Linked DNA regions of Homo sapiens: region 2 is linked to region 1. A link is a loop called in an ENCODE intact Hi-C map of the cell type or tissue named here. Cell type or tissue: heart right ventricle. All regions are shown on one strand. Each heading gives the region's core, and the rest is flanking DNA. Links, peaks and the distances in the headings are about the cores only. Region 1 overlaps LOC105375988 (a long non-coding RNA gene). Region 2 overlaps FOCAD (focadhesin).

Region 1 (16,302 bases), core at 3,246-11,245:
CCAGCAATCCCATTACTGGATATATACCCAAAGGATTATAAATCATTGTACTATAAAGACACACACACAGGTCTGTTTATTGTGGCACTGTTCACAATAGCAAAGACTTGGACCCAACCCAAATGTCCACCAACAATAGACTGGATTAAGAAAATGTGGCACATATATACCATGGAATACTATGCAGCCATAAAAAAGTATGAGTTCATGTCCTTTGCAGGGACATGGATGAAGCTGGAAACCATCATTCTCAGCAAACTGTCACAGGAACAGAAAACAAAGCACCACATGTTCTCATAAATGGGAGTTGAACAATGAGAACACATGGACACAGGGAGGAGACATCACACACTGGGGCCTGTCGGAGGGGTGGGGGGCTAGGGGAGGGATAGTATTAGGACAGATACCTAATGTAGATGTCAGGTTGATGGGTGCAGCAAACCACCATGGCACATATATACCTATGCAAAAAACCTGCACATTCTGCACATGTACCCTAGAACTTGAAGTATAATTTTAAAAAAAAGGAGCCTGTTTTAATAACGTTCTCTAGATTTTGGCCTCAACCAACGTCAAGCCAGCTGGTCTTCAGTATACTCGTGAAATATTTTTCTCCATCTTGAAGACTGTGGTTGTTTTGCTCGTCTTTGTTTTCCTCTGTACGCTGAGGGTTAACACGCAGGTGTCTGGAGCTCTCACACACAAAGTTCTCGTCTCACTACCCTTCCGGGTCATTGCCCAAGGTCTTGAGACTTACAACCACTTAAGTTGTTTCCATATAGTTTTATCATCTTATTTCCCAAATGGCTTTGTTCCCTGTTACTGATGTTGGTTTTATCTTCTTCAGGACACAAACCCTTCTCTGGACAGAGAGACAGACTTGAAATGCAAATTGAGCAGGTCTAATTGTTTTCTATCATCCTCAACTCACTTGGAAGCACCAAGTCCACTCTTCCTTATTTTTACTTTGTCTAGGTAGCCAAATTAACCTCTTGTATAGTCAGTCCTTAGCCTTTTAAAAGAAAGCATAACTCTTATTTATGGCTTTTAAATATTTCTTGAAGTTGGTGAGCAATAAATGACCTACAGAAGTACTTGGGAAACCTGATGTTAATAAAGAAGTTTTGATTAGCTTGTCAATTACTTGAATATAAAAAAATACTTCTAAATGGCTTAAAAACCCTTTTCAATTTTAATATCTTCAAAATTCCCATAGCAATTATTTATACTGACAGTTGGCTTACAAACATCTTTATCACGAATGGGTCTTTTTTAATACCACTTCCTGGTTGTCAGAAGTATCAAGTTACTGGGGTCCCCATGAATTGGGAAGTTAGGAAATAGACAGAAGTCTTGACACAAAGTGTACTATGATCAGAATCCAGACTGTTGGGAAGACTGACTTTCTGTGTCTCTCCTTATGCAACAATGTGAAAGTTATTCCATGACTCTGAATCACCAGTTTCTTGCCTATGTAATACTATTACTATATTACTACCCCCACAGGGCTGTTGGAAAGATTGAGTTATAACTCCATAAAGTGCCTGGCTTATAACAGGCTCTTAAAAGATGTTAGCTCCCTCCTCCCCACCTCATGTGACTTTGAACACTTATATAACCTCTCTAAGATTCAGAAAACCTCTAACATGAGTTCTTTGTTGGGTTATCTGAATACTTTCTAAGCTTAAAGATTACATATATCCTAATTGTCTTAGTACTCTAATAATACTACATCCATCAGAAAACCCATTGCTTCCTGGGATGCCACTGGTCTTCGTCCCCCCACCTACCCTAATCCAGCAATATACCAGGTGACCTGGGAATCTAATAGCCTGGCCTGGTTAATAAGCACATACCAAGAAGGACTTTATTTCAGTCTAAGTGGCAGGGTCATCCAGGACATTAAAAATTCTGAAGTGCACCAAAGACCTCGGAATTCCCACATCTTTTGGAGGCTGTGATGATGTATACCTACAAAAAACATACTGAAATACTGAACTACTGCCTGGTCAATTTTGCCTTTAGGGCCAACTAGAACATTAACCACACTCTGTATCTCTCTACAGGGACAGGCCTAAGATATTGCAAACCTGGAATTGATAAACACTTGGTAAATCTTGCCACTCATGATCCCTTACCCATGGGATCCCATCAGCAATGAAACACAGCACCACTTCCCACTATCCTTTCTCAGCAGAACATTCCAAGAAACTGCTACCAGCCTGTCACATTGGCATGCAAAGGAAAACCTAACTGCCATGTTCTAGTCTCTCCTGTCAGTGAGGATAATGAGAACTAAATAGGCCATTTTACTTTTCTGAGGTCACACTATGAAGCAACAGAACTGGATATTAGGGTCTGTTTTTTTCATTTTGCGAATGGTCTTTGCTGCAATAGTCAAAATGCACTGGAGGTGTTTTACATGTTAACAAGGGTGTTTTCACAGCGAGCCGTGATGCACATGGGTGTCAGGGTTGAGGATTTGCCACTCACAAGCCAGAGTATCTGAAGAACTGTGATAAAAAGCTTCTTGTTTAAAAGGCTTAGGTTAGGTCAGTAGTTAAGTTCTAGCCAGACAATGACTAATAGCAGGTTTTAATTAGTGAGAACTATGAGAAAAGAAGAGAAAGACTTTTGCTGCTGGAATTTAATAATGGAATTTCCAGTAAATAATAACAATCACCTCAAGGATCAAAAAACGTTATGCCCACATTTGATCACAAAATGGTCGGAATTTATGCACCTATCTCTGTCTGCTGGCAGAGGCTAATGACCCATGTCCTTGAAATGAATCAGGGCAGGGAAAGTTGTAAACATTCTAACTTCCCTGTTTCTTCCCAGGAGCTCACTCAAATGTGTAATCAATCTCAGTATCAGTTCCACTAGACTTCATGGGGGAAGAAAAAGAACACGTTTTTTGTGGGGAAAATAGTGCCATTCATTCTCATTGGTCTAATTCAGGGATGGTCTTCAAAAGAGCCTGAGAGATGGAAGGAAGACTGTGTCTGTGCGCAGCATCCTCAAATTCCCTGTCCATCTCTGGACTATTGCCTAGAATTTTGCCCTAGCACCTTATCTCTCCAGCTCAATGATTCTCAACCAACAGGCTGTACCTGAAGGGCACCTGAAACAATAGGAGGCTTTTTCAAACTACTTGTGTCAAACCCAGCCCCCACCACTTCCAGTTGCCCTCTCCAACCCCTCCAGTGTGTTCTTCCATGTGAGAGCCATAGACAGCCCTCCACTCAGGAAGTGGTCCATAACCCACAGCAGTGTTGGATGGAAAAAAATATTAAGAATCCGATTTAGCCTAACACCCTGATCTCTCTGGAAATTGTAACTGGCACAAGGAGTTCATCTCGAGTTTCTCCAAGTGATCGTGCAGAATGCCCTGTGTTCATTCACGCATTCAACAACAGGGATTCAACACGTGTGATGTGCCAGATACAGGGCTTAACACTGTGGCACCAGGGAACATAAGTCTCAGTCCCTGTTCTCAACCACTTCACTGTCCACAGAGGAAGACAAAATAGTGTTAGCTTGATGCAAAAGTAATTGCTGTTTTTGCCATTGAAAGTAAGGGCAAGACCAGGCCAAGCACGGTGGCTCACACCTGTAATCTCAGCATTTTGGGAGGCTGAGGCAGGTGGATTACCTGAGGTCAGGAGTTCTAAGTGGTGGATTTTTTAAATGTGATGTTTGGGAGAACAACATTGAGCATAGCTGAAAATGTAGGGACTCCTGGGAAGTGGAGAGATGTCAGCACCAGATTGCAGAGGACCTGTTCTAATCCAGGGAGTAGCATGGACCCTATCCTGCCACCAGATGTCATTCACCAGCTTGTGGCATGGTCACATTGGGACTTAAGAGAGCCTTCTGCACATACTGAAAAGAAATGGCTTGGATTTGCTTCCAAGTAATCTAGGTGTATGGAAGAAACCAGGTGGGCTGTAAGTTAATCGTTGAGGCTGGATGATGGCTACTCAGGAGTCGATTATGCTATTCTGTTTCTACATGATTGACATTTTCTATTATAAACAATTATCTTAAAACGGTAGTACAGAGAAAGCTCTCAGGAACTGTCACTCTCAACTGTTATCAACCATTTGCACCTCAGTGTGAAAGGAGGAAAGTTCTGATGGGAAAGAAAGACTTAGGGGATGCCTGGCGTGAGAGACCAGAGAAGTAGAACCCAGGAGGGAAAAGGCAGTCAACAGAGAGGCACAGGCATTCCAACACCAGTCAGCCTCCCTCCCTCCTGCCCGCTGCCACAGCGCCCCCACCAGTTGCTCTCCCACCTGGACACTTGTGGCTGATACAGGCTGCATGATACATGCTGCGTGGAGGGTAAACACACCTGATAGCAATAACATAAGCAGACCCTGAGGATGACCCTGTATGGCAGACACATCTGAATGTGTGTTTCAAGCTAAGGAATCCGGCATGGCCAACCTGGAGATTCATACCTTATCAGTGATGAACATCCGAGCCCCCCACCCATCCCATGGAATGCGGGCCATACAAGGGATTGAGGCCCTGAGTTTTGGGCTAAACAAAGGTTGCCAGGTGGAGGTCATTAAGGGGAGGGTGTTAGGTGAAAACGCTATTTAAACTGCACACTGTTTGCAAGCAGTTACGGTTTTCCTGCCCAGCCTGCTGCCACTGGACTGTTTGTAAGGTGGCTATCTTGTCCAGCACACCACCACTGGACTCTCTCCCCTGTATGTGAGCCCCTAATAAAACCCCCACATTGGCCGGGCATGGTGGCTCATGCCTGTAATCTCAGTACTTTGAGAGGCCAAGGCAGGAGGGATCACCGGAGGTCAGGAGTTCAAGACCAGCCTGGCCAGCATGGTAAAACCCTGTCTCTACTAAAAATACAAAAATTAGCTGGGTGTGGTGGCACGTGCCTGTAATCCCAGCTACTTGGGAGACTGAGGCAGGAGAATCGCTTGAACCCAGGAGGCGGAGGTTGCAGTGAGCCAAGACCACACCACTGCACTCCAGCCTGGGTGACAGAGAAAGACTCCATCTCCAAAAAAAACACCATGTCTCCTTTGCTGGCTCTGAGTCTCTTCTTCAGCCTCCTGAACCTAGTGCCTTCCCTATTGAGGTTAATAGGGGTTTGGCACAACACAAGGCCAGGCCACTTCTGCCCTGACCCCCTGGATTTGATCTAGTTTTTTTTCCTGGGGCCACTGCTGACTTCTTCCCCACAAAGGATGCCCAGGTGGCTGCAGGACTTCCTGAGCCCACTTTACCATCCTGATGACTTGAGTCTTTTCTGAACTGAGCCATTTTGTCTGGGGTCTTGGATCTAAGATGTGTCTAAGATCTTGTGCCATCTCCTTAAGGAGAAAGGGTTCACTCCGGGACAAGAGTAGGGTTACACTAGGAGGGTTCCAAACCAAATGAACTCCTGAGACCACTGCAGAGTGGCTCCTCAACCAGGAGGTTCAGAGAACTTCCTTCCCTGTGAGCCTCAGGAGAAGAAATTGTCAGGAGTTATCGCTCACTTGTGACAGAACAGGTGCTGTCTGACAGGAAGAAGATAAATTGAAACCCGTGTGTGCAACTGAGAGAGTATGAGTGAGTTCATGCAGGAAAGACAGCACTAGACCAGGAAAAATACTCCTCAGAAAATCCATTACATCCACAAGCATGTGGGCCAAGTCAAGGGGTGTCTATTGAAAGAAAGGAAACTGTTCTTGTTTTAAGGCAACATTAAATCCAAAGATCCTGGGCTGTTCAGACAGGGAGTTAAGGGGGACTCCTTCCTGCATCTCCATGTTGAATGGGGCAGAGGGAATGGGAATATGGTTACTGAGCTGCCAAAATAGAACCATCTTCCCTCCTCATCGGAACTTTGCCTGACAACCTTCTCCGCTCGGGTTCTTTACTCCGCTTTTTCTGTTGGGGTTGCGAAAGGGAGAATCATAATCTTCCTATCAGCTGCTTTGACATCTGCCGTAGTTTGGCAGGAACTAATCTAATGACGAGAGACTGACTCAGATTCTTTCTGGGAAGAGGCATTTTGGGGACAAGAAAGCAAAAGAGGATATGTGCGAGCAAAGCCCCAGAAGTCGGCAGCGAGAACAGGCTTCCCAGACAGCCACCTCCCACAGTCACTGGGCATTGCCAGGTGGCCAGGCTGTGGGGTGGGGGCAGTCCCCTCAGCCACGCTGAAAGCAGGTGGGCGTCCAGCCAACACCGCTGCTACACCCCAGGCCGCCTTCCTGAGCACCAGTTGCCGAGGCAACCGGGGTACTTTGCAAATATCTTTTTTAGATGTGACTTCCAGAAAAAAAGGGCAAGGTGACAAGAGGGATGGAAGGAACAGAGAGATACCAGGCTGACGCTTGACACTGAAAATGCAGCCAGAAGTTCTTGGTGCTGCTGCCCTCTACAGGCAAAATCGTAGATTACGACGCTCACCCACCAAAAATGCCCTGAAAATGAAATGTCTCACTTTCCCACCAAGTAGCCTGGGAGTAACAAAACAGGAGCAGGGATAGGGAAGGCCCAGGGGTCCAGCTACAGCCATGGTATCACCAGAAAGGGAAGAGACAATTTGAGAAACACTAGGTCAAAAGTCAAATGTTGCCAGTTCTGGAAATTGCTTGGTAATAATGTGATTGTACATACAAATGCAAAAGCAGGCACTGAAATCTACATGCTGCAGTTGGCTTGGAGACCGTCATCTATGCCATTCATGCACTGCCAGTTTTGTGGGGAACCTGGTGGTAAACCACTGGTAGACCACCTGCTTCTGGCTGGGAATTTTGTATGTAGCAGAGCAGCTCCCTCGCCGTCCTCTATTGTAAGTCAGCACTTCTTGATACAAGGGTTTGTAAAAAGAAAAAAAAAAATGAAGGAAACAAAGATAATCTATAATCCACAATCGGGGTGAATCTTTTCTATTTTGACAATGAAATCACAATTATAACAATGTTATAAGGAATTCTCATGCCCTCAAGAACGTGCTGGGTATCCTCTGTGTAAAGCAAGGATACAATTTAATCTTTGCTTATAAAAATGCTCCAGCTTCCATGACTCAGGTACACTGCAGACCGCCACCAGGAGTAGCAGCACCTGGGAATGCATACACAAATTCCCAGGCCCCACATCAGACCTGCAGACCCTGAAACTCTGGGGGTGGAGCCCAGAAATCCGTGCTTTGACAAGCCCTCCAGGTGATTCTGATGTCCACTAAAATTTGAGAACTAATGATTTATGTAACAATTATTCATTTGAAACTCCAAATATTACTCATTTCAACACACTCATTCATTTCAGGCAGTGACTGAGAGAAGAAATGAGTTGAGATAAAGGCAAGGTGTGCAGAAGAAGCAAAGCCTATCCCCTCCCTGCCTGGGCAGGTATCACAATCTTAGAATCTCAGGATATCACAAATTCCCCTCTCTACCATTGAGGGAAAGGTGATTCCCTCTGCTCCTGGCCAGACCTTCAAGCTCAAAATGAGCTTCTAGTAATACAGGTGATCTAGGGATTAAGAGAAATAGGTTGTTTGGCAGGAGGTGCAGGACAAAGGAGGTTATTGCCAATTGAGCACTGATGCCAGAACTCTCAGAAGGACCCTGTTATGCAAGTAGAAGTACCCCATTAACAGACGCAGGAACTGAGCCCTTAGGGAAGTCAAATGACTTGCCCAAAGTCATCTCACTACTTAGAAGAAATGAGATTAGGACTAAGGCCCATGTGACAAAGAAGACCATGTCTTTCTTCTAAATTCTACTGGGCCACTCTTAGCACTGTCTAAAAGAACTGTGATAGAAATGTCCTTTGTCTGTAGCCACTAGCCACTCGTGACTATTGAACACTTGAAATGTTGCAGGTGACCAGGTGCTGTGGCTCACACCTGTAATTCCAACAGTTTGGGAGACTGAGGTGAGAGAATTGCTTGAGGCCAGGGATTTGAGACCAGCCTGGGCAACACTGTGAAAACTTGAAACAAAAAAAAAAAAAAAAAATTGGCCAGGTGTGGTGTCTCATGCTTATAATCCCAGCACTTTGGGAGGCCAAGATGGGCGGATCTCTTGAGCTCAGTTGTTCAAGACCAGCCTGGGCAACATGGTGAAAACCTATCTCTACAAGATACCAAAAAAAAAAAAAATTACATTAGCTGGGCATGGTGGTGCATGCCCATAGTCCAACTACTGGAGAGGCTGAGGTGGGAGGATCGCTTGAGCCTGGGAGACGGAGGTTATAGTGAGCCGAAATCACAACACTGCACTCCAGACTGGTTGACAGAGTGACAGTGAGACCCTATCTAAAAAAAAAAAAAAAAAAAAAAAAAAAAATTTAAATTCACCAGGTATGGTGGTGCCTACCTGTAGTCCCGATTACTCAGGAGGCTGAGGCAGGAGGATCACCTGAGCATAGGAGTTTGAAGCTGCACTGAGCTATGATACCACTGTACTCCAGCCTGAGTGACAGAGCAAGATCCTGTCTCAAAAAAAAAACAAAAAACAAAAAAACCACACACACACAAAGGAGAAGAAAGGAATAAAGGAAGGTTGCAGATGTGGTGTAACTGAGAAACTAAATCTTTCATTTATTTTAAATTACTTTAAAGTAGTCACATGGGGTTAGTGACTATTCTATTGCAGAGTGGAGGATCATATAGTTTTGTGTAACAATGCCTCAAGAGTGGAAATCTTCACCCAAAATAATCCTCAGGGGGAAAAAAACACAAAAGAGCATTGACAGAGCTAGCAATTTGTCATCTTATTAATCTTTTCTTAATGGAAATGCTGACAGATTCTTAACAGTGTCTAAGAAAATGCAATTAATCCACAGACTCAGATTTAAAGAAGCCTGCCTTCCTGAATGTTGGCAGTTGGCAGAAGCCAGGGATGGCAGTGTGAGGTGCCCCATACCACAAGCTAATGGCCTGAAAGAGGACAGAGAAGGCAAATGGAACCCACTTCAGCAGCCATCTTTTACCCACTTGACAGACTTTAGAGACACCCTGTCTTGCTTCTCCTAATCGCTGTTCTGTATGTTGAGAGGACATATCAGACAGTTACACCATTGAAACTGACCCATAGCAATGAACGTAGTAGGAATAACTGATCTTGCATTACTTGGTGCTGGGCAGTGCAGTGCAGTCTCCCGAGATGGTAGTCTAGAGTGGCAAACCTGCCGAAGATGGAGAAGACAGATAATAGTGTATGTCATCTAGTGAATGTAGTTGGCATCTGTGCCTTGGCCATTCAGCACGCTCATAGACGGGAAACCCAGCCCAAGGAGCTGTTTAATAGATCTCAGAACAGGTGAAGGACCCCCGCCCCGCCAATTAAGGATCTATTGAATAAGACTGTCTCTTCTTATCAGTAAGCAGGTTCCACTCTGCAATTCCACTCCAAGCCTTATGAATTGCCTAAGATTCTGAGCCGTTTTCAATAGAATAAGCAAATCAGCAATAGCTGAGGTGGAAAAATGCCCTATCAGTGTGCTCTGCAAAAGCAAGGCCTTGGTCCAAACCTGGGGCCCGCAGAAAGGTGGTGGAGAAACAGATGGTGAGGATGAGGAGTGAAAGGACTGAGACAAGCCTCCAAAGCCACCAAGAGAATTGAGAGAAATTCTGAAAGTTGGGTATTAGGGCCTATGCAATGCAGGGCAACATAAGAGTTAAAGGAATTTTTTTGTCATCACTATAAGGATAAAATAATTAACAGCAGAGGAAAAAGGAAAATAAAAAGCAGCACAAAAACAGGGTTCTCTTTCCAGTCTGTGCTCTGCATGGTGCCTTTACACTCACCAAGCTACTTTCAGAGACAGAGCCTGTCACATACTTCACTGGTATCTACCAAAGTCCAGCACATTTCTGGGCACATAGTAGACCCTTAAAATTCTAATCAGTTTGAAGTTACTGTGCTACATGGTGACTTTTCTAAGCCAGTACTTCTCAAACTTTCATGTGCATATTAATCACCTGCATGGTTTGTTAAAATGATTTCAATTTTGAATCTCTTTTTTAAGAGACAGGATCTCGCTCCGTCACCCAGGTTGGAGTACAGCAGTGCAATCAGAGCTCACTGCAGCCTCAATCTCTTAGGCTCAAGCGATCCTCCCACCTCAGCTTCCCCAGCAGCTAAGACTACAGACATGCACCGCTGTATTAGTCCGTTTTCATACCGCTATGAAGAACTGCCCAAGACTGAGTAATTTATAAAGGAAAGAGGTTTAATTGACTCACTGTTCAGCGTGGCTGGGAAGGCCTCAGGAAACTTACAATCGTGGTGGAAGGCAAAGAGGAAAGCAAAGCACCCACCTTCACAAGGTGGCAGGAAGGAGAAACGCCAAGCAAAGGGGGAAGAGCCCCTTATAAAACCATCAGATCTTGTGAGCACTCACTCACTAGCACGAGAACAGCATGGGGGAAACTGCCTTCATGATTCAATTACCTCCACCTGCTCTCTCCCTTGACATGTGGGGATTATGGGGATTATAATTCAAGATGAGATTTAGGTGGGGACATAAAGCCTAACCATATCAACCACCATGCCTGGCTATTTTTTTTTAAGAGATGGGATCTTGAAATGTTGCCCAGGCTGGTCTCATTTTCCTGCCCTCAAGCAATCCTCCTACCTCAGCCTCCCAAAGTGCTGGAATTACAGGTGTGAGCCACCGCACCTGGCCTCTAAATCACTGTTTCAGTAGCTCTGGAATGAGGCTTGAAATTCTGCATTTCTAACACATTCCCAAGGGAGGCCAACAAGCTGGCCACGGACCACACTTTGAACAATGAGCCCTTATTTTTCTCTGCTGGTCACAAGCTAGCTTAGCTGGTTGAAAACCACACTAGGGCAATCAAGGACATCAGTTTGATCTCCATCAGGGGGATCCCTCTTGCTCCATGGTTGCAGGCTGAACCCACAGCTCCAGCCAGTTATCTTGGGTCTTGGATACACAGTCACACACACACACACACACACACACACACACACACAGTGGGGAAATACAATGGGAAGAGATCACCAGGCCTATCTGAAGGCTGGCATATTATACCTGGGCTGCCATGGGGCAGCCCCACCTAAGTAATAGCTATGTTCTCCAGTAGCCCTGACTCTGCCCTTCCCCTCCCCAATGTCCTCTTAACCCTATTCTCTGGACATTGATTTTAGAATTGCTTTTAGACAAATTCACTCAGAAGCAGGACTGCAAACAAGTCTCCTCTCTCATGCTGACTGGATGATCCAAAGTGGCTGCCTACAGAGCTATCTTGAAAAAGACTCTGAAACCAGATTCTGGCTCTGCTGGAATAGCTATCATCATGGATTAATGTTGTCTAGTGTGGGGGAAAGATGGGCAAAGTGGCAGCATAGCCAGCATGGGGCAGACTCTAAGCAGGTGTGAGGATTTTACAGGGAGGCTTATCTTGCCTCCTCTCAGATCCCAGAACAAGGGGAAGCTGGTGGGCAATCACAGGGTAATTCCTCTAGCACTCCTCGGAGCTCATTCAGCATGAAACTCTTCTGATGAGGGCACAAGTGCTTCTCTGTGTCCTGCTCACTGGCTCGGGCTGAAGAATCAGGCCCCAGGTCTCTTAACTTTCATCCAAGGCACTTCTGTCTGAAAGGGGCACTAAGAAGAAATGAACACTTTAATGTGACTAGTCAATGATTAGCCTTTGAGTTCATCCTTCTTCAGTGTACCATAGGAAAATACATTTTTCCTTGAGCTATAACAGTGGGAATATTCCAGAACTCTGCCTTTTTCACAACAGCAGTATCTGCGTTATTAAGAAACAGATGGGAGACTGGGTACTTCCTGCTTTGAAGTCTGAGGCACATGCCTATACTTCTATAAAGAACTCAAACCATTAAGTAATTACTTTTATGAAACTGCATTATCTGGAACTCTACCCTTGTAACCTATCCGCTGAACAGCCCTAAGTGCAGGATCCTCATATCACAGAAATGGGCCTCCTGCTGTTTGTTCCCTTCTGCAGAATTATTGGCTTCATCTACTCAGGGACATAAGTGAGGGCTGTGAGAAACAGAGTGAGGTATCTGGGTGTGCTTGCATGCCACCTCCAGATTCTGATGTCACCAACCTGCTGTTCATAATAGAGCTAAGTCCATACATAACCTGGTATGTAAAATTCAGAGCTCCAGTGGCACCCAGGCAGATAGCATGTAGGCATCAGATCCATGAAGAACTGCAAAAATAATATTAAAGATTTAAAAATATGTTTTTGTTGTTGTTTCTGAGACAGGGTCTGTCACCTAGGCTGGAGTGCAGTGGCATGATCATGGCTCATCGCAGCTGACGTCTCAGACTCAACCGATTCTCCCACCTCAGCCCACCAAGTAGCTGGAACCACAGGCATGCACGACCAAGCCTGGCTAATTCTTTTTTTATAGAGATGGGGTCTCCCTATGTCGCCCAGGCTGGTCTGAAACTCCTGGGCTCAAGGAATCCTTCCGCCTAGGCCTCCCAAAATGCTGGGATTACAGGCATGAGCTACCATGCCTGGACAAAAAAAATAATAATAATACAGTTGTAAGAAATTTCTTCACTGCATATTTGCTACTGTACTTAATGTTCATGAACTGTTAAAGTTGCTGTGTACAAAGATGGAATTCATGTAATAGAATTCCTCAATGTGACAATAGGCCTATACTATTATTTGCTGTGTGATGATTCATTTAATTCTCCTATGCTTATCTCTATTTGCACAGCTTATGAAATCCTTGCTCATTTATACATTAGGGCTTCACTTGGATGCAACCCATCGTCTGTATGTTAATATTTGTTACTAGGATTCTTTTCTCATTGGCCCGTAATAAAGTAGTACGTATCTCAAAAAAATATTCATAAAGCAAGAAGTAGAAAAGACAACTAATCTGGATCTTCTTGGAAGGGTTTAATAATGCATGGCTCTAGACTCCCAAACCTGCCCAAGAAGGAAGAGGTCTGGAGAGATCATACGCATGTGTCACATGTGTGCATATAGGCACAGTGGTCCATGGCTATGTTGAATTTTCTAACGTAGCTTCCAGGAGCCAGGCACAGTGGCTTGCATCTGTAATATCAGCTACTTGGGAGGCTGAGGCAGGAGGATTGCTTGATCTTGGAAGTTCAAGACTAGCCTGGGAAACATAGCCATCTCGAAAAAAAAAATTTTTTTGGCCGGGCACGGTGGCTCACACCTGTAATCCCAGCGCTTTGGGAGGCCGAGGCGGGTGGATCACCTGAGGTCAGGAGTTCAAGATCAGCCTGGCCAACATGGTGAAACCCCGTCTCTACTAAAAATTAAAAAATTAGCCAGGTGTGGTGGCGGATACCTGTAATCCCAGCTACTTGGGGTGCTGAGGCAGTAGAATCGCTTGAACCCAGGAGGCGGAGGTTGCAGTGAGCTGAGATCGTGCCACTGCACTCCAGCCTGGGTGACAAGAGCAAGACTCTGTCTGAAAAAAAATAAATAAATAAGAAGAAAAAGCTAGACAAACACTTGTTAACCAGAGACCCCTCTTGGAAAGAGCATACGCTCTGAGAACGGATCAGATCAAGGATTGAATATGATGTTGGACCTAGAAATTCCACTTCTAGTAATCTAATCTACAAGTATACAGAGAACATTAGAGGTTGTTCACTCTGGCATTGTTTGTCACAACAAAAACTGGAAACAACCTATGTGTCCACCAGTAGGGAAAGTAGTTGCATAAAACATGGTACCTTTATTCAGTCGACTGCTATATAGATATTTAAAGGAATGGAGTAATTCTGTTTGTGCTGCTATGGAAAGAGCTCTTAGCTATATTGTTAAGTGAAAATAGTGAGCTATAGCATCGTGGATATATTGGACCCCCATTTATGTATATGTACAAAATAATTGTATCAAAATACACACAAAACCCTTAATGGTGTTTACATGTGGAGAGTAGGACTTAGAATGTGTTTTCCTATCCCAAGAGTAAAAATGAGACTTTCTCATCCTCATTTTCCCTTTTGTGTACCATTTGAATTTTTCTCATGTGTATATGCTATTTTCATCATTGAAAAATAAAATCCTACTTCTGCCACTTAACAACTGTGGTTGATTGCAAAAGTAGACCCAATTCTCACCCCTATCTCTCCGTGCTCCCCTTTGCAATATGACTTTGCAGGTCTTTCCATCTAGTGGTGGAGTCTATTTCACCTACCCTTGCATCTGGGCAGGCCTCATGACTTGCTTTGGCCAACAGATTATGGTAGACGTGGTGCAGTGCCAGTTCCAAGCCTAGGCATCAGGAGGCCTTGCACCTGTCCACTCTTCCTCTTGGAATCCTACCAATCTGCCATGTGAACAAGCCCAGGCTAGCCTGTAGGAGCATGAGAGCAATCATGTGGCCAGTTGTGCCCTACTCCTAACAATCCAGCTGACAGCCAGACAATCTCTAAAACTGTGAGCTAAATAACTGGTTGTTGTTTTAAGCCACTAATTTGGGGACTGTTTGCAACACAGCAAGATCTAACTGGTCTTCCAACCATGTCATCTTGGGAAGCATCTCTTTCCTTTTTTGAAAGACGGGGCTAATTATCCACTACATTTTTTTTCAAAAGTTTAAGTGAGATAACATGTAACAATTCAAATAGTAGTTCCTTTCCCCTTCCCCAATGCCAATGATAGAATATGAATCTTGAAGGATGGATGCCCTCACCAAGCCAGAAGGAAGGCATCACCCTGTGCCTGCCTGAAAAGTTGATGACTTCACCCAGTGGCACAGGCCTGGGGTTGGAAGTGCCAGAATTACGGGTGGGTGGAATTGTGGGTGTGTACTGGGAACATTGAGTAAGATCTTCCTAGCCAGCCCCTACAGAAAGAGCTCTGAAGGTTCAGTAAGAGGACATGCAAATCTATACACTGGGGGCACCTCCTGACAGAGCTGGAGATGGAGAGAAAGGACTAGAACTTTCTCAGCAGGGCCACTCTGGAGGTCAGCTCAAAGCCAGGAAGGGGTGAGAAGATTCCTAATGGAAGTCTTTACTTCAGCAGAATTTGCCACAGCTGTGGCAGCCATCACAGCCCCTCACCCATTAGGTGGCTGCAGTGCAGAGCTGTTGGAGGTCTTTCTCCTCTGGAGATAGCAGAACAGTCTTCAGGGATTATCCATGGTCATAAAGTCATGTTATTCCCCCAAGGCTGCCAACCTCATGGGATTTCATGTGGTGGCCACAGGAGATCCAGCCTCCAGCTTCTCCGGCTGTTCCAAGTAATGGCTCTGAGCTGCCCTGCTCCTGTGAATGGTTCAAGAGGAAGGGTTCTCTCCCTTTGAGGGGCCCTGGGGAATAGCTCCACAGGATCCTGGAACACTAGAGCCTGGTAAGCAAGATAAAGGAAAGGAAGCCTGCCTGAGCATGAGCAGTCTTCCACCAGAGTGAGGCCTGACAGAAAACAGAAAGAGAGAGTTGCCCAGCCCTTCTACAGAAAGAAGACCCTGAGAACTAATCATGCACCCACTGCAGGATGCTCAAAGAATCTTGAGACTGATAGGACAGTGGCCAGCTCATTCATCTGAGAGGATGGGTGGAGACTGCCAGGCAGTGCTGGGCATCTGTCTTAGTTCATTTTCTGTTGCTAGAACAAAATACCACAGACTGGGTAATTTATAAAGAAAAGAAATGTATTTCTTACAGTTCTGGAGGCTGGGAAGTCCAAGGTCAAGGGGCTGCATCTGGTGAAGGTCTTCTTACTGCATTATAATGTGGCAGAGGCCATCACATGGCGAGAGGGCAAGAAGGTGCCAGCTCAGGTCTCTCTTCATCTTCTTATAAAGCCAACAGTCCCATCATGGGAGTCCCACCCTGATGACCTTCTCTAACCCTAATTACCCCCCAAACGCCCCATCTCCAAATGCCATTGACATATGACTTTGGAAATTAAGTTTCCAACACATGAAACTTGGGGGATACATTCAAATCATAGTGGCACCCATCTTTTCTTCAGGTTCCATATCAGGAATTCTATCCTATGAGAGAGGCCAGGTGGAAAGGCAGGGGAGATGTGTTGGAAGGACATCTTACACACAGGGAAGAGCATGAGGACAGGCACAGGGACAGGAGGGCCTGAAATGACCCTGTAGTTTAGAGCGGCTGGAACTTACCAGCATGTGGGCCATAGCACTGACAGCCAATAGGGTGTGAAGGGATGGGGAGGACAGGTCATCCTAAAGAACCTGAGTTTCATCTTGAAGGCAATATGATATTTTTACTATCAACTGGAGAGGGGGAGTCTGGCACAGATCCTAGCACATAGTAAATGCTCAGTCATTGTTGGATAGATGAATTTAA
Region 2 (8,000 bases), core at 1-8,000, 1.5 Mb before region 1:
CTCTACTAAAAATACAAAAAATTAGCCAGGCGTGGTGGTGCATGGCTGTAATCCCAGAAGCAGCAAATTAAGTAATATCCAGAAATGATAATAGCTGTAGAGTCATGGGATAATTGGTGACATTTTTCCTTCCAAACATTTTCATGAGGTTTATGAAAACAAACCTCATGAAACAAAAAAGGAATCAAACACACCAAAAACATATGCTATTGACAAATGTCCAGAAACCAATGCAATAGGATTCTTTTCTTACTTCCTCAAGGCTTTTTTTGGAAGACATGGGTGCTAGTTATGTCCATTTGCATGTAAAGTCATTACTTTTTTTAAAATAGGACAATAAAATAATATACATTTTATGGTACAATATAACACATACACATACATATAGGAGGACATTATGAAGGACATATTTATAATGGCTATCTCCAAGTGGTGACATGACAGAGGATTGTCTTATTTTCTTCTATATACACTTTTAACTTAGTATTATACAGATATACTGACTTCTGATAATATTTTTTAAAGAGTTGTACAGGTAAACTATTTCTAAATTAAAATACTCAAAAATCACACATAACCTTGGCAACCAACTCCATGATTTCATCAGAAAACAGGACAGCTTTCTCGTATTATTTATTCTACTCAGAGTTCACTAAGTCTGTTCCCTTGGCATATTTCCTTCTTAACAATTACCTCTCATGGTAATAGTTCAAAAATGACTGAAGGAGCATATGCCTACCTGTACTTCGTATCCAAGCCCAATACTTACACACGCAGATCACTGACCAATTAGCCCATATCAAGAAAGAAAGCCATTCATAATGACTATTACGTGGACTTAAATATACTTTGCTTAGTTAATACTTCTTACTGTGAATTTTTAAAGCCTAATAGGAAAATATAAGCTTAGAAAGTGTTAGCCACATTCCCCAGCAATATAATAACAAAAATAATGCTATTACATAGAAATATCTAATATTAGCATTAGAAAGAATCACTTTTATTAAGTACTTTAAATATGTTTCTAATGTATTATAAAAGAAGTGGATAAAATCTTGATGAGATATGAACAGCCTATGATCTTGAGAAAATCAGAAATCAGACAAAAGAATAAAAGTAGAAAAGAAGCAAAAAAGTAAAAGTCAAAAGTCAGAGGTTCTTCAGGGGGAAAAAATATCCATGTTAGGAGGAATTAGATGATGAGCAAAGATTTTAAGGCTAGCGTAGTCAAGAAATGTTCACAAGAACAGATAATAATGACGACAAAAGATTAAGGAACAATATATCTGATAGAGGAATTCCAGGGCTATGAGAGAAGAAAGAAGAATGTCACATGGTATAGCAAAAAAAAAAAAAAAGACCCAGTTATAGTCAAAACCATGAATTGAATTATTTAAAAACTGAGGGAATCTCATCTATTTAGTATCTTTTTAAAATGTGGGTCTGCATGAAAGAATGGATGCTATGAACATCTTATATGTTCTATCACATGAGTACTAAAGTCAGTATCCTAAGTGAGAAAGCCCTAAACATTAGAAAACAGATTAACAGATTCACTATCTCAAATTTGATTGGCTAAATTTGAGACCACCATGCCCAAACTCATCCTAGCACAAATGTGGATTGGGGATGGCCCATCACATTTCTTTCCTCTAGTGAGTTGCTGAAGTTAAAAGTAGCAAGCAGAGACAATGAAACCATGCCATCCCTAAACTTTTCTGCCTATGCTAAGCATTATTTTTATTTTCTAAAACCATTTATTCCTCAAAAGAGTTCACTAAAGTTGCCATCCTTCCTATCAGCAGTCCCACCGGGCTCTGATGAGTGACATCCAGACATTTAAACTCAAAAGCTGCTTCAGAAGGGAGTTATTAAAATTCAAATGAGCTGGGTATATTGAAGAAGAAAACACTCGTTTGCATGCACACCTCCGCATTTGGCCATCCCATTTAGCCCCACAGAGCAGGGTCTGGTTTTGTTTTTGTAAATGGGCTTTGGAGGCGGAGGTCAGCCTCCCACGGCCCCCACTCCTCTGGGGTCATCATTAGTAATGTGTAAGGCTGAATAGATTTTCCTCTGAATCTAGTCAGCAAACCTGACAAGACGACAGCCCTCTCCCACAACCTGAAAATGCCAAAAATCTGATTGGTAATATGGCATTCTTAATACTTCATTTATTTGTTTTAAAACAGCTTTCAGCAAGACTGCACATAACAACACTGATTCCAGTTCCACTTGATTTTTCAGCCTTATAGCAGAACATTTCCTGTTGTATGATGACTACAGAATCATAAAAATGTTACATTCAACCGAAGATTGAATAAGATTCAGAGAAAATTCATGTCTGCCAAGAAATATGGATCTGGGGAGCTAGACTAACATTTTATTCACTAGAAAAGAAAAAGAGTCTATCTTCTACTTGACCTTAAGAGTTTTTACTTTTATTTCTCATGAAAATATCTCACATCATTTTAAAATTTCATATCAATAAGCAACCTAACAAAAAATATAGCAGAAATATATATGTATTCCTAGCACTAGTTTGGCCATGAAAATTTTAGATTCTCATTTAGTAAGAATTTTCTCCTAATGAAGCCATCTCTACTATAATATTTATTTTAAGTAGACTTAATTTATGGTAACATAAACAATGAACTAACTGTACATTACGTGTAATATATGATCTGTTTATATATAAATATGTCATGTACAACAATGACATAACCATATGTCAATTTTTACTGAGGATAAGTAAATCATGCTAATTCAGGACCCTAGAATAATAGCACAAATTCTAGAACTCCAGAAATTAATGGAATTTGTCTCCAGGCTATGAAAATATTCAAAATCTGGAAGCTCCAGGGATTACTGTACCCAGTGGGAAATCAGACAACACAGATTTAACTTCCCTTCCAAAGGTAACATTTTACTTCCATGACCCTCACAAATCAAACTGCCACTTCCAGATTTTTTCCAGTTTTTTTGTTTATTTTTTTCCTTTCTAAAATTGGGATGGTCTTGCTATAATACAGGCACTGATTTTGCCCAGACTGACCTAACCAAGGAAGACTGACCTAGCCAAGGAAGAATAAAATTAGCAAACCCATCAATGAAAGAATATCACGGTAACGAAGCTGATTCCTGAGCCATGACATGTTCAGTTCTAATCCATTTTTTCCTCACAGCCCTGAAAACTATATGTGTATTATTAAGGAGCATTTATTCAATAAGTTACATGGCACTGTTCTGGCTCCAGTTAAAAACAAAAGGCACTCAATCTCTGTCTTCAAGTTGCTTGTACTTTAATGGGGGTGGCAGCAATACAGAATCACAAAGGCTCAAATGTGTGCAAGGAAAAGAACACAAACTAAAAATAGGAACTAGAGCCAGTGATTTCAACAACACAGAATGATTATAAAAGATGCAGGGAGAAGATCTACTTGCAAGACAGATCCCGGGATAGAAACTGCACCCAGGTGTATTTTCTCTTTCTAGATCACACTCACTTGAAATGGATAGGAAAAGTAATCTGTGCTTATACTTTGGAAAGGGCCAAATGGGAGATTAAGATTTTCACAGAGCCACCCATGGTCGGAGACAGTGATTCTAAGAAACCACACAATGTGTATATTTACGTACCAATTATTGTAGCTAGCTGCTGGTCATCTCTATTGCAAAGATGGTTTAGCAGACGAAAATATTCACCCCTTCAGATTTATATTGCTTGATTCTACAGAGGCATGCTTAGGGTACACAAATTTACTTATAACAACATGGAGATAGAATGATAAAATTCAAGAAATGTGCTCACTTGCCTTTTTTTCCTCCTGTAATGAAGAAGCCAATAGCTGCTCCAATAAAACTGCTTTCAGGCAAGTAGCTATAGTCAGTAGGAACTGTGGAGACAGAAAATGATCAAATTAACCAGTGAACTTGGCAGGACTAATGAAGGAAAGATAATGATCTCATGCTGCCATATCAACCTAGAGACAAAGTGGAGATGTTTATGCCATTAATCTCAGCACAACACTTTGTGGCTGCAACTAATTCTATTAGATTAAGTGACTGGCCTTGAAGTAATCACTTAAGCTATGTAAGCAAATCTAAAATGGTGGCAAAGTTAGAAAAGTCTGGAAAAAAAATTACGGAGGATGAACACTTGAGTGAAGTGGTTTAAAAAAAAAAACCCTTTCCACATTGTCACATCAATAAGCCCTAATCCAGTGACCTCCTCAGCGTTCAGCAACGAGTCTGCCGAGCTTCAACGCTGAGACCACTGTAGTAGGTGCCACTTCAGGACATGTGGAATCGAATATATGAACCATAGAAATTCAACAACTAGTACTAACAGCACCAATCCCTTACCTAAGGCAGAGACCTGTAAGTGACCAACATGTGCAAATAACCAGATGTGGTTGCTGAGCTGGAATGGTGAAGCAGTGACATTTATGCTAGTTGAATCCTGAGTTTCTCCTAAATTCTTTTCCTTCCAGTTTCCCATAATTGTTTCATGAGATGGTTTTTACTGCAATAAATGACTCAATTGGAAAATTCCATCAGGAACAAGTAGCTGTACTTTTCCAGATACACAATCATTTTGTTCAGAAGAACCTGGGTATAAGATGATTCACTAGTACCTGATTTGAGTATATGTAGGCCAGACCAAGTACCCCATAATATGGCAATTAAAAGCCTACATAAAAAAATAAAAGCCTGCCATAAATATCCTATCTTACCAGGACACTGTGAGATCCCTGCCCTTCAAAACTAGTATTACCCAGGGCTTCCGGTATGACTAAGTTTTCTTCTTTTTTCCATTTTAATATGGTAACTTTAGCTGTCTAAAGTTCACTACATTGCCAAGGCTGTGGACCAGTTGTCCTATTTCCATAGCTACAGAATGACTGAAAGAAAGGAAAATGGTAATTTCAGAGGCCCACATTTACGTTAATGCCATCTGTAGACTACTTGTCAGTGGGTAAGTAAAACTAAGTTTTAATAAGGAATCATTGGTACCTGAACCTCTCTGGCCTGGGTCCAAGATAGCCAGTGGGTCAAAATTCTATAAAGAGCAAGGAGCAGATGTATTAACGGTCATGCCTTCCCCAGAAAATCTCCAAGTACAAATGCACATTAAGCATGTCGGGACTGCAAATATCTTTTACTGCTTTTACCAAAAAGCTAGAAATAGAAAAGGCCTTGTCATATTAAGGCCTAGAATTTCAATTCCAAGGCTAAGAAGGTACACACCTTTAAATGTACTACCCCATTATTTTTTCAAAATCGGAGGCCAGAAAAACTCCAGCCATATATGAAGAGACTTTTAATGAAACATGAATACTATACAAACTACCATTACATCTAGTAAAATAAATCTGTTCCAAGCTTTAAGGACCTGGTTCCTAGTTTCTAGATTTGTCACCAAATTAACTCTGTATGTAACTCATGTAATCTTTCCGAGCCATGAGTTCTTCGTTTGTGAAATACAGGACACTGAATGTCTAAACTGTTCTCTAAGGGAGGCAGAGAGAAGGAGTAAAAAGAGTATGAGCTTTGGAGGCCAAAAGATCTGAGTTCAAACCACATGTCCATCACTTACTGTCACATGACCCTGGGTAAGTCAGGAAGCCTTTCCATACACCATTTCCCTCTGACGTAAAACAGAGATGGTAATACCCATTACTTAGGGTTGTTGTGAAGATTAATGCTCTTAACAAACTACAGAGCGCTGGGTCGGCAATCCCTCCCTTCCAGCTCCAGTATTTTATGACTTTAATCTTACCAGAGGCTCTACTTTGACTTGAGGATAGAGTAGATAGATGAAGATGTCCAAGAAGCCAGACTGCATTTGACTGGAGACCAATCACCCCAGAGACACTAATGACCTACAAATAAAAAGGTAACAGTTCAATGATGGGATAAGATCCAAGTTCCATTCAATAAAAGGTCACTCACAGAAAGTCACCAGTCATTTAGGAGGTGGTGGCTTGGCTGGCAACGAGCAGTCCTATGACAAGATGTAATATCATGTGTCTAGTACGCTATACCTGTGTCATATAGATACTCAACAACTGTCTGCTGAATGAATGAATGATTCAATCAATCATTTAATCATGGCAGAAAGTACTAGTGGTTTTCTCAGGTTTCACTGAGTGAGACTGGTCTCAAATAAATTTTCAAAAAAATTGCAAAAGAACAAAATCCAGAAAGTACAAAAGGGGTGACAGTTACTTAAGATGAAAATACCTCTAAAAATGGAAGGAGATACATTTTGTTCTCTTCTGTAAATTATGCTCTACTGCTGCTTTATCATTCATAAGGATTTTTAAAATAATAATTTTCATTTACAGATTTTTTCTCCCACATTATGGTAACTTAAATTTCAGTAGAATTATTTTTTGAGAATATTTCTATTCATACATGCAAAAAAGAGTTTTGTCTGTTCAGAGATTTTTGTTTGCTTTTAAAAGTCTGAATTACTAAAACTCCTTTATGTGATAGGTATTATCATCAGCCACATTTTACAAGAACGAAAACAAGTATGCTAAATGAAAAGAATAAAATATAAAGTTCTATATACACTAAGAATACCAACTATGCAAACAAAAGAATACTTGAAAAGAAGTATGATGAAATATCAATAACAGTTGCTTCAGGTTTGAAGGACCATCAGTGATATTTTTTTCAGCTTCTTTCATTACGTGCTTTCAAATTTTATGCAACAAACATAATCTTTTTTTTTTAAATCTTAAAACAAAAAAACATTTCTTAGGAGATTAATATGTCTATTCTTTAGTCAAGGATAACAATTAAAATGATATGCCCAAACACTTTTATCAGGGACATCTGAATTAGTGCCTCTTGACCTTTCTACCAAGATCTGCCATGCCCTTTGATCACCTTCTATTTTTCCTTATCTTTAGGGCCTGACATTCCTCGCAGAATCAGGCTTTAATTTTTAAGAAAAACCAATGCCAACTTAAGTTTACTAAAAAAAATGCCAGCTTTCTTTTTTTCCCAAAGGTAGTGCATGTTTGTCAGTTAACACAGGTCCACACATCACTCCCAAATGCCTCTTGAACTCAGCGGGAATAACCAGAGACTTTCCCATTTTCCAGGTAAAACATGTTGTATCATGTAATAGAAAAAAAGACAACAAAGGGGGATATGTTTTCCACCCAAGGATTTTAAATTCATTTTCTCACCTGAGTTAAGGTTCTAATGACTTCATTAAGTCTGCCTTGAAAATGAGAGGTCTGGATGGCTTCTGATTTCAGCTGAAAGAATAAGAAGAAATACCCATCCCACCCACCCCCATAAAAAAGTTAAGAGTTATATTCCCGGTGCATGAGCTATCCATCTTCTAAGTTATAAAACAGTTTATCATTATGTCCTTCTATTTCAAATACATAAGCTATGAACTCCTCAAAGGCAGGGCCCCATGCTTTATCTATCATTGATTTCCTGGTACCTGTTCACTGTGGCATGTAAGCAATCACTCAATCAACTTTTAATGCATAAAAACAGAGCTCCTTTAGAATTACTTATAAACTTACACATATATATGTCCACTGTGAAAATATTTTGAAGTTAAAGAACAACCACATAGACATATATCAGACATTAAGATGCAAAATGGAGTTTCTTGCAAATAACTTTTGAAATTTCTTATCCTTCAATCATCTTTTCTCAGGCAGGGAAATTTGTGGAGAGCACCTAAGTTGGCCAGGTTTAATCTCTAAAAACCAAATTAAATAAAGAACAAACCTCTATAGAAATAATCCTTGGTTAAGTGCAATTATTCATACAGCAAGGCATTAAAAAGTCTGGTGTAACTATTACCATGAGCATAAATCCTTCTGTTCTTAGCATACTAAAACACTGGGTATTCTTCTCCCGCTATGGCTATGTACATATTTAGATGTCTTCCCCTCCATGGTTCCTTTCTTTACCTGCATTACATCCCCTTCAGAGCCTACCAAGGCCACCATGCCATGAAG

What was found. Peaks named below come from ENCODE experiments on the same cell type or tissue, not always from the same donor. Only the 100,000 strongest peaks of a DNase experiment are listed, where the experiment ranks them.
Region 2: a loop joins it to region 1, with 9 times the contacts of the local background. A loop is called at or near these places in 7 of 110 quality-filtered maps.

What each region holds. Positions count from the first base shown.
Region 1 is chr9:19,483,378-19,499,679 of GRCh38, reverse strand. It overlaps LOC105375988 (a long non-coding RNA gene), which reads right to left. Exons shown (of 7, transcript XR_007061431.1): 4 at 12,118-12,187. Among named protein-coding and RNA genes, the nearest start is that of MAP1LC3BP1, 28 kb to the right of the region's middle. RefSeq lists an enhancer at 6,174-6,697. In heart right ventricle, for the core only: a CTCF peak has its summit at 6,413 (motif pointing left); a DNase peak (open chromatin) is centred at 6,269; H3K4me3 peaks cover 926 bases; H3K27ac peaks cover 3,144 bases; H3K27me3 peaks cover 349 bases.
Region 2 is chr9:20,948,881-20,956,880 of GRCh38, reverse strand. FOCAD (focadhesin) reads right to left here. Exons shown (of 44, transcript NM_001375567.1): 32 at 7,953-8,000; 33 at 7,206-7,277; 34 at 5,783-5,885; 35 at 3,816-3,896. Among named protein-coding and RNA genes, the nearest start is that of HACD4, 79 kb to the left of the region's middle. In heart right ventricle, for the core only: no CTCF peak of the experiment used is centred there; no DNase peak of the experiment used is centred there.